2 separate regions of the Homo sapiens genome follow, and region 2 is linked to region 1. A link is an interaction called in ENCODE POLR2A ChIA-PET data of the cell type or tissue named here. Cell type or tissue: K562. All regions are shown on one strand. Each heading gives the region's core, and the rest is flanking DNA. Links, peaks and the distances in the headings are about the cores only.

The links. Peaks named below come from ENCODE experiments on the same cell type or tissue, not always from the same donor. Only the 100,000 strongest peaks of a DNase experiment are listed, where the experiment ranks them.
Region 2: POLR2A ChIA-PET joins it to region 1 with 13 read pairs; 14 of 35 experiments call an interaction of 5 or more read pairs at or near these places.

Annotation. Positions count from the first base shown.
Region 1 is chr1:146,050,011-146,055,402 of GRCh38, reverse strand. It overlaps RNVU1-6 (RNA, variant U1 small nuclear 6), which reads left to right and starts at 3,159; the gene lies at 3,159-3,322. It overlaps LINC01719 (long intergenic non-protein coding RNA 1719), which reads right to left and starts at 2,807. Exons shown (of 3, transcript NR_125968.1): 1 at 2,455-2,807. RefSeq lists enhancers at 2,489-3,220, 3,221-3,949 and a silencer at 3,070-3,309. In K562, for the core only: no CTCF peak of the experiment used is centred there; a DNase peak (open chromatin) is centred at 3,202; H3K4me3 peaks cover 919 bases.
Region 2 is chr1:145,987,450-145,992,811 of GRCh38, reverse strand. TXNIP (thioredoxin interacting protein) reads left to right here. Exons shown (of 8, transcript NM_006472.6): 8 at 1-377. Among named protein-coding and RNA genes, the nearest start is that of TXNIP, 6.4 kb to the left of the region's middle. RefSeq lists an enhancer at 25-104. In K562, for the core only: no CTCF peak of the experiment used is centred there; a DNase peak (open chromatin) is centred at 2,348.

The DNA.
Region 1 (5,392 bases), core at 184-5,183:
AATCCAGTTTGGGCTTAGGGCCAGAGAAGAGCCCTTGAGGCCTCCCTCTGGAAAACATACTCTCTCAGTTTACCAGAGTTTCCTGTACCAAGGGGAAATTTCCGCAAACAGTAGTGTTATATTCTTTTTGCCTTCCCTCTTTTCCCTTTGCCCAGGGAGGCCAGATGATTGTGAGAACAGGACTTGGGACTTCCTGTGTGTCTTGCCCCCTTCCTCCATGTGATAAATAATGGCTGACACCAAGCAAGTGGGATTGGGAGGCAGGGAATCTTTCATTTTCTTCTTCATATACTTCTACGCATTTGTTTGGTTGGTTTTGGCAAGATTTTCTCACCAGAAATGGAGATTTGTTGGATTTAAAATAAAAAGTAATCAGCCATGTTTTACATTTCTATAAAACACTCAAACCAGGCCATACTCCCCTGCTGTGCCTCAAAATCAACCATAAACTGTCGAGGTCAGGAGGCAGGGCCCTCACACTTAAGCACAGTGTGTTTCCTCAGAATTGGCCAAGTTGATGCCACTCCAATTTCTCAATATACCACAACCCATTAATTGCGGTTTTTAAAAGTGTACATGTATTTTTACCAAAACCCCAGGGCTTCAGTGTTCTCAGCACACAGAAAGACAATCATTGAGACATTGAGTATTGCTGAGGAAGAAGGCTTTAATCAGGTGCTGCAGCTGAGTAGACAGGAGATGAGTCTCAAATCTGTCTCCCTGATTGACTAAAGTTAGGGGTTTATATAGCGCAGAAGAAAAGTTAACTGTGTGTGGGAAAAGAGGAACTAGAGAGGGGTGAGGAAGCACTCGTGATGAGTGAGGGGACTGGCATCTCATTGTCTGGATGCTGTGATTGGCTGAGTTTCGGGTCTCTGATGCTTTTTGAGAGGCCTGAGAGTCCTTTCCTGAGGAAGGAACTCAGATAAAACAAATGTAAGTTTGTTTTATAGAATGGCTTGACCTCAGGAGTTTGAAACCAGCCTGGGCAATATGGTGAAACCCTGTCTCTACCAAAATACAAAAAGAAAAAGAGGGTTGCTTCCAAGATGGCTGAATAGGAACAGCTCCGGTCTACAGCTTCAAGTGAGATAGACGCAGAAGACAGGTGATTTCTGCATTTCCAACTGAGGTACCTGGTTCATCTCACTGGGACTCGTTGGACAGTGGATGCAGCCCACGGAGGATGAGCCAAAGCAGGGTGGGGTGTCGCCTCACCCGGGAAGTGCAAGGGGTTGGGGGATTTCTTTTTCCTAGCCAAGGGAAGCTGTGAGTGACTGTACCTCGAGAAGCAGTACACCCCTGCCCAAATACTGTGCTTTTTTCCACTGTCTTTGCAACCGACAGACCAGGAGATTCCCTCTTGTGCCTGGCTCGGCAGGTCCCATGCCCATGGAGCCTTGCCTGCTGCTAGCACAGCAGTCTGAGATCAACCTGTGACACTGGAGCATGGCAGGGGGAGGGGGTTCTGCCACTGCTGAGGCTTGAGTATGTGGTTCTATGGTCACAGTGTAAATAAAGTGGTAGGGAAGCTCGAACTGGGTAGAGCCCACTGCAGCTCAGCAAGGCCTACTGCCTCTAGATTCCACCTCTGGGGGCAGGGCATATCTGAATAAAAGGCAGCAGACAGCTTCTGCAGACTTAAACGTCCCTGCCTGACAGCAGGGACTGCTGTCATAATCATTATGATTATGAATCATAATCATGAAGACAATCTGTATTCCAGAATAGTAAGGGAACCTATTCCATCAGGGAGCCAACTGAAAACATCAAATCCCAGTTCACACCCCAGGGTGTGGTGTCATGCACCTGTAGTCCCAGCTACTTGGGAGGATTAGTAAGGAGGTTTGCTTGAATTCGTGAGGTCAAGGCAGAAGTAAACCCTGATCATGCCACTGTACTCCAACCTGGGCGACAGTGAGACCTTGTCTCAGAAACAAACAAACAAACAAAAAACCCCACAAAACCAAACAACAACAAATTGTCACCTCATTCTGAAATGACAGTGGCAAACATCACTTTGCTATTTGAAAATTAAAAGAAGCCGGGCGCGGTGGCTCACGCCTGTAATCCCAGCACTTTGGGAGGCCGAGGTGGGCGGATCACAAGGTCAGGAGATCGAGACCATCCTGGCTAACAGAGTGAAACCCCATCTCTACTAAAAATACAAAAAATTAGCCGGACGTGGTGGCAGGTGCCTGTAATCCCAGCTACTGGGGAGGCTGAGGCAGGAGAATGGCGTGAACCCGGGAGGCGGAGCTTGCAGTGAGCCGAGATAGCCCCACTGCACTCCAGCCTGAGCGAAGAGCGCGAGACTCCGTCTCAAAACAAAAAAAAAGAAAATTAAAAGAAAAACACTCCCTCTTGCTATCAACCTGCCCTCTTGCTCTAACTTGTCTGACCCATGGTTTAAAATGCCCAAAAGCTGATGTACTCAAATTATAGTACACTTACCTGTTCTGCACCAGCATTTACTTTTGTCTGGAGGAGATCACCATGCATGGTCCTATACATGTCTAATGGCATGGAATGATGAAGGGTAGTGTCTTTTAGGATAGTTGGATACATATATATATATATATATATATATATATATATATATATGCGGAATGCTACATCACAAGAATAAGAATGTGAAAAGAACCAGTTTCTTTTGTAATCCTAAACGTTCTAGTCTGAGAATTAAAAGCCATTGTTCGAAGAAGGGTGCCCAGGGTCCAGCTGGTCGCCGAAAGCTTGCTCCGCAATACAGGCTAAGGACCAGCTTCTTTGGAAGAGAACAGATGAGGGAAGCAGGAGAGAAAAAAGGGAGAGGCAGACGTCACTTCCCCTTGCCGGCTCCGGCAGCGGGTTGGTCGGCTGAGCGGCAGAAAGGCAGACGGGGACTGGGAAAGGCGCTGTCGGTGACATCACGGATAGGGCGACTTCTATGTAGATGAGCCAGCGCAGGGGCTGCTGCTTCGCCACATGCTGCTTCGCCACGAAGGAGTTCCCGTGCCGTGGGAGCGGGTTCAGGACCGCTGGTCGGACCTGAGAGTCCCAGCTGTGTGTCAGGGCTAGGAGGGCTGGGGGGGAGGGGGGTGTGCGCGGGGCAAGTGACCGTGCGTGTAAAGGGTGAAGCGTGTGAGGCTGCCGGCGGGGCGGAGGTGCAATAACTCATACTTACCTGGCAGGAGAGATACCCTGGTCACGAAGGTGGTTTTTCCAGAGCGAGTCTTATCCATTGCACTCCGGATCTGCTGACCCCTGCAGTTTCCCCAAATGTGGGAAACTTGACTGTATAATTTGTGGCAGTGGTAGACTGCATTCGCGCTTTCCCCTGTATTTTTGTCGTTTTAAAAATAGGTTTTGTTTGCTGCAGAAACGCATACTGGGCGTCAGCGTAAGCTGAGAATCAGGTCTTTGTTCCCATCTGTAACTTCACTGAAACTAAAAATTTGGGACATCGTGGTTCTCACGTTTGTAATCCCAGCAATCTATGAGGTACGTCGATAGGTTATGTTTATGTTAATATCGCTCGACCTCAGGCGTGTGTGGGCAAATATAGTGAACCCGTCTCTACTAATCTCTTATCTTTTTTTGTTGTTGTTCTATAGAAATAAAACTAAGCTTTTCTTTTCCCTATGGGATTAACAGCAAACAGTCCGCTGGAGTGTATGGCGCGATCTCGCCTTACTGCAACCTTTGCCTCCTGCGTTCAAGCTATTCTCCTTCCTCAACCAGAGAATACTCAGCCTCCCGAGTAACTGGCATTACAGGCTCAGGCAACCAAAAAATTAGGTCCGGCTAATTTTTTGAATTTTTAGTAGAGACATGGTTTCACCGGGCCGGGCGCACTGGCTCGCGCCTGTAATCCCAGCACTTTGGGAGGCGGAAGCGGGTGGATCATGAGGTCAGGAGGTCAAGACCATCCTGGCTAACACAGTGAAACCCCATCTCTAATAAAAATACAAAAAAAAAAAATTAGCCGGGTGTGGTGGCACGTGCCTGTAGTCCCAGCTACTCAGGAGGCTGAGGCAAGAGAATCGCTTGAACCCGGGAGGCAGAGGTTGCAGTGAGCTGAGATCGCACCACTGCACTCCAGCCTGGGCGACAGAGTGAGACTCCGTCTCAAAAAAAAAAAAAAAAAAAAAGAGTGACAGGGTTTCACCATGTTGGCCACCCTGGTCTTGAACTCCTGACCTCAAGTTTTCCGCCTGCCTCGCGGCCTCCCAAAATGTTGGGATTACAGGCCTGAGCCACCGCACCTGGCCTGTTTACAGACTTTACAGACACATTTTGTTTACAAGCTTTACAGGTACAGTTCAATTGCGATTAGTGTATATTATGTTTGGCCCAAGACAAGTGTCTTTTTTTTTTTTCCAGTGTGGCCCAAGGAAGCCAAAATTTAGACAACCCTGCTCTAGAGGGTTTGATTCATGGTTCCACTGGGTTATGCTTATTGCCTATAATTCCATTTGATATTTTCCAAATTTGATTTTTTAAAAAGCGTTTTCCTGAAGCACCCTAAAGCTTTCCTAATAATATGAGAACTTAAACCAGATTGGATGTGACAAAACCCTGCTGGAATCCTGCAACTTCTAACCTTAATGTTAGATCAAGAAGCAAAACACCCACCAGTCCAAGGGTCAGGGAAGCTGAAGATCATGCCTGAGCTGTAACAACGCCCTTCCCAGTATACAAAAGAGTGTAACAGCCACTCGAATTCTATCTTCCAAGTGTCTCCTGTTGCCCAGGCTAACCTAGAGCTATCTAAAGATGGCAAATCTGGGAAATGTGCATTCAGCTTGGCAAAACTGATACATTACAAATCCACCACAGTCCACTTCTTCTCAAAGTGGCATCAATGTACATCTTCCTCCTCTTCTTTTTTTCCTCCTCTTCCTCTTCTTTTGCTTCTTCCTCCTCCTTTTTCCTCCTTGTAAAATCATACTTAAGGTTCAAATAAAGACAATATGAAAATCATACTTTTTCTCATTCAGTGAAAATATGCCAACCCTTTCCCCAACAGGATAAAGTCTTTGTCTTTGAATGATGTTCACTCCTTTTTTAGCTAGATAGATCACATTCCATATTTGCTTTCCTGTAACCTAAATATTGAGATTTCTAAAAGTTAATTATTAATGAATGTGCTAGCTAGGGTGATGGAAGAGGAGAATTCTCAAGAAAAGTTTTGGTTAATATACACCCAAATGTATTCATCTCAAAATAATGAAGAAATACTCATAACTATTACAAGTCCTGATTTCTGCAACTGGCACTGGCACTAGCTGGTATTTGTAACTATCTTCACATCTTGTACCCACAGCCAGTTCCTTTGGGCCTGGGCCGGTGGACGTGAGCGTGGGAAGGACAAGAACCCGCGGTGCCCCCCACCGCACTATCCTCGGGT
Region 2 (5,362 bases), core at 242-5,241, 63 kb after region 1:
CTGTGATCAGAACCTCCAAATACTGCCATGAGAAACTAGAGGGCAGGTCTTCATAAAAGCCCTTTGAACCCCCTTCCTGCCCTGTGTTAGGAGATAGGGATATTGGCCCCTCACTGCAGCTGCCAGCACTTGGTCAGTCACTCTCAGCCATAGCACTTTGTTCACTGTCCTGTGTCAGAGCACTGAGCTCCACCCTTTTCTGAGAGTTATTACAGCCAGAAAGTGTGGGCTGAAGATGGTTGGTTTCATGTTTTTGTATTATGTATCTTTTTGTATGGTAAAGACTATATTTTGTACTTAACCAGATATATTTTTACCCCAGATGGGGATATTCTTTGTAAAAAATGAAAATAAAGTTTTTTTAATGGAAAAAAAAATGTCTGTGAGATGGCTTTGGAAAAGTTTTTGGAAAGAAGGTGTGTCTAAAGGAGTTTTCCTCTACTTAACAATCCACACTAATGAAAACCTTGTGGAGAAAACACTCCCTATGGACCCTAAGGAATGTCGGCAGAGTGGGGGCTAGAAGGTGAAGAGGGAAACCGTTTGAGGCATGTTTCAGATTCACTGAACAACTATACTGGGATTTTCCGGTTGTCTAAACTAGTTTTCCAAATCCATAGGTAATCATTACTAAATTCCTTCAGTTTTGGAGTTCATGGGTTCTTGAAATACAGGGAGATGATGTTTATGAGGGCATTTGAAAGAAAAGAGTGGCGGTTCCTTTTTTTGAGACAGTCTCACTCACCCAGGCTGGAGTGTAGTATGATCTTAGCTCACTGCAGCCTTGATTTCCTGGGCTCAAGTGATCTTCCCATCTCCGCCTCCCACATAGCTGGGCTACAGGCATACACAACTACGTTCAGTTAATTGTGTGTGCGTGTGTGTGTGTGTATGTGTTTGTTTTTTCTACGCTCAGCTAATTTTTTGATTATTTGTAGAGTTCGGGTTTTGCCATGTTGTCCAGGTTGGCCTCAAACTTCTGGGCTCAAGTGATCTGCTGGCCCTGGCCTCCCAAAGAGTTGGGAATACAGGCGTGAGACACCACACTCAGCTGAAGATCCCCTTTTTACAATATGGTTTTATCATAGGGTTTCTTCCCAATGTAAACTTGATTTATATACTAACAAGGATAACTTCAGGACTTAAGAGGTTATAGAGTTATGAGTATTAAATTCTTTGGAGGCAGCTAACCATTTTTTATTTTCACAGTTCCTAACCAAGCACATAACTCAGTAAATGTTTGCTAACTATTCAACTTCACCCTCATCCCTTAGATGATTTGATGGTTCCTATTCCTTGTAGGGTAATAGTAGTAGAGTAATACCACAATCCCATGTTTAATTGGTGTGATTTTCTTTCTTTCTTTCTTTCTTTCTTTTTTTTGAGATAGAGTCTTGCTCTGTCTCCCAGGCTAGAGTGCAGTGGCCCAATCTTGGCTTAATACAATGTCCGCCTCCCAGGTTCAAGCGATTCTGCTACCTCAGACTCTTGAGTAGTTGGGATTACAGGCATGAGCCACCACACTCAGCTAATTTTTGTATTTTTAGTAGAGACGGGGTTTCACCATGTTGGCCAGGCTGGTCTCGAACTCCTGACTTCCCGTGATTCACCCGCCTCAGCCTCCTAAAGTGCTGGGATTACAGGTGTGAGCCATGGCGCCCAGCAGTGATTTTCATTCCTAAAGAACCGACAGGTGGAGAAACCCTGGGATGGCCAATTTAAATATTTGCACAGATCTGGTCCTGGTCCTTATTTGGGAATTGATTTTTCTGAGGACTTCCACAAACTAATTCCAAATAACAGGCTCCTGGAAATTCTACATGAAATCAGTGTGGGGTGTTGTAGCTCTAGCTACTCACAAGGCTGAGGCAAGAGGATCATTCAAGCCCAGAAGTTCTAGGTTACAGTGAGCTATGATTGCACCACTTGCACTCCAGCCTGGGGGACAGATTTTGTCTCAAAAATAAATAAATAATAAGCAAACTAAAATCAATGTGAATTTAACAGAAAGTGAGATTTAAAAGATCCTTTTCCATTTCAATCCTCATTTTTCGTTTATCTTTCATTTTCCATAGCACTCTCCTCCCTCTCTTTGTCTCTCTTTCATTACCAAAGTGTCAGTCTCTATTTCTCCCTATTGCCAGGGTGACTTTCACCTGAACTCTCCGCCCCTTTCTCACCTGTGCAAGAATTTAGTGGCTCCTCTCCTTCAAATCTGTGACCAGGAAATTAGGTCAAAGTTGATGGAAAAGTTTTTTCTGTAGCTTGTTTTCCAGGGCCTAGAGGGGTGAAGCAATGATAAGAGCAGGCCAGAGAGCAGGACAAAGGAATGGAGAGACCATGGAGTACATGAGCCTGGTTGTGTGCACAGTTGGGCTACCAGTACCCAATATGAGAAGAGGGATGGCTTCGAAAGGATAGATAACTTTATACCCAAGGCCTCTTAGAGATCTGATCCTAGGGCCAGGCGCGGTGGCTTACGCCTGTAATTGCAGCTACTCGGGAGGCTGAGGAAGGAGAATCACTTGAACCCAGGAGGTGGAGGTTGCAGTGAGCCCAGACTGCACCACTGCACTCCAGCCTGGGCGACAGAGCAAGACTGTCTCCAAAAAAAAAAAGAGATCTGATCCTGGAAGGGCCAGAACATGGGCATCTCCTCCGGATACCCTTAATATCCTTTATCCAGCTGTCCAAATAGAACTTTCTATGATGATGGAAATTTTCAATACAGTAGCCACTAGCCCTGAAATGTGGCTACTATGACTGATAAACTGATTTTTTTTCTTATCTTTTTTTTTTTTTTTTTAGATAGGGTCTCATTCTGTCTCCCAGGCTGGAGTGCAGTGGCACAATCTTGGCTCACTGCAGTTTTGACCTCCCAAGCTCAGGTGATTCTCCCACCTCAGCCTCCCAAGTAGCTAGAACTACAGGCACATGCCACCATGCCCAGCTAATTTTTTCTATTTTTTGTAGAGACAGGGTTTCACCATGTTGCCCAGGCTGGTCTTGAACTCCTAGGCTCAAGCAATCTGCCCACTTCAGCCTCCCAAAGTGCTGTGCACACATTTTTTTTTTTTTTTTAAACAGGGTCTTGCTCTGTCTCCCAGGCTGGAGTGCAGTGGCATGATCTCTGCTCACTGCAGCCTCCACCTCTCAGGGTCAAGTGATTTCCCATCTCAGCCCCCTAGTAGCTGGAACTACAGGTGCATGGCACCAAGCCCGACTAATTTTTGTATTTTTCATAGAGATGAAGTTTTGCCATGTTGCCCAGGCTGGTCTCAAAACTCCTGGGCTCAAGCGATCCTCCCACCTCAGCCTCCCAAAGTGCTAGGATTACAGGTGTGAGCCACTGTGCCCAGCCTGTAACTGAATTTTTAATTTTGTTTAATTATTTATTTATTATTATTATTATTTTTTGAGATGGAGTTTCTCTCTTGTTGCCCAGGCTGGAGTGCAATGGCGTGATCTCGGCTCACTGCAACCTCCACCTCCTGGGTTCAGCGATTCTCCTGCCTCAGCCTCCCAAGTAGCTGGGATTACAGGCATGCGTTACCACACCTGGCTAATTTTGTATTTTTAGTAGAGATGGGGTTTCTCCATGTTGGTCAGGCTGGTCTTGAACTCCCGACCTCAGGTGATCTGCCCATCTCAGCCTCCCAAAGTGCTGGGATTACTGTGCCCGGCCCAATTTTGTTCAATTCAATTAAACTTTAGCTTTCTGTGACTAGTGACTGTCACATATGTGACTAGTGACTAGTGACTAGTGACTGCCATATTGAATACCACATCAAAATCTAAGGGAGTAAGCAGCTAGAGCTGTTCCCCCAGAGGAAACCTATCCTTCTCTTACAGCACAAAAACTCCACTCTACTTCTTTTTGCCTTGTGTATACAACTTCTACCTCACCCGAGGACATTTTCCGCGTACAGGCTTGCTTCAGTACACTTCCTTGGGGAGTGGCTTAGCTATTTCCCCACTTAAGTGGGGGAATATTCTGGGTCTTCTTTGCCTATCCTCTTCTCACGTGCCTTTTAATTTTTAAGTAGCTATGACCTACATGTACAATGATTAGAGGAGATGTGGTTCTGAGTATCATTTATTCAGTAGGTTTAATCTGGTATAGGGAGATCTGAGAGAACTAAAAAAGAAAACTACCTAAAGAGAGAAAAGGGCAAGAAAATAAAATTAACAAGAAAAAGGGGCCGGGTGCTGTGGCTCATGCCTGTAATCTCAGCATTTTGGGAGGCCAAGGTGGGTGGATCATTTGAGGTCAGGAGTTTGAGACCAGCCTGGCCAACATGGTGAAACCCCGCCTCTACTAAAAATATAAAAAATTAGCCAGGCGTGGCAGGCACCTGTAGTCCCAGCTACTTGGGAGGCTGAGGCAGGAGAATCACTTGAACCTGGGAGGCAGACATTGCAGTGAGCCAAGATCACGCCACTGTACTCCAGCCTGGGAGACAGAGAGAGACTCCTTCTCAAAACAAAACAAAACAAAAAACAGGTACTTCAACAACCAGAGTCATTGGCTGCCTTGATTGATACCTCTGAACAGACTGGAAACACAAGGATCTAACTTGGGTTGAGGCACTGGGAAGGAAAAATGTGGAGGGGAGGATCTGACAAAGCACATGTTCAGCAAAAAACAATCACACAAGAGCTGAAGGGCATGAAGTGGAGTCAAGGAGTGACCTTTGCACAATTCTTTTTTCTCTTTTTGAGAGAGGGTCTCACTATGTTGCCCAGGTTGGAGTGGAGTGGCTATTCACAGGCACAATCATAGCAAACTCTGACCTTGAACTCATAGCCTCAAGGGATTCCCCCTACTCAACCTCCCATGTAGCTGGGACTACAGGCACACGCAACCTTGGCCCAATTCTTTCAACAGACTACAGATCCCTCTTAGAATTATTTTCTTGGGCTACCTCTAGGTGATAAAATGCATAAGGTGAATAAGGAAAATATTTTACTGACCTTCCAATGATCACAAGTCCCTGCCCCCAGGCATCCTGGCCTCAATAGTTTGGGGATGGGGGATGGGAAGTTTTTTTGTCCTTTCTCTGTTGTGACCTCACATCGACCTCCATTTCATAAGCTGAAACACTCCTTTTCAGAGAGCTAAAGATCCAGGGCTGCAGGTCCTGGCACAATAGGTAAGTCTAGAACCCAGAAAAAGTCCAAAGATTAGTCTTCCTATACTATTAAGAAAAAATAGGCCGGGCACGGTGGCTCACGCCTGTAATCCCAGCACTTTGGGAGCCGAGGTGGGCGGATCACCTGAGGTCAGGAGTTCGAGACCAGCCTGGCCAACATGGTGAAACCCCATCTCTACTAAAAATACAAAAAATTAGCCAAGTGAGGT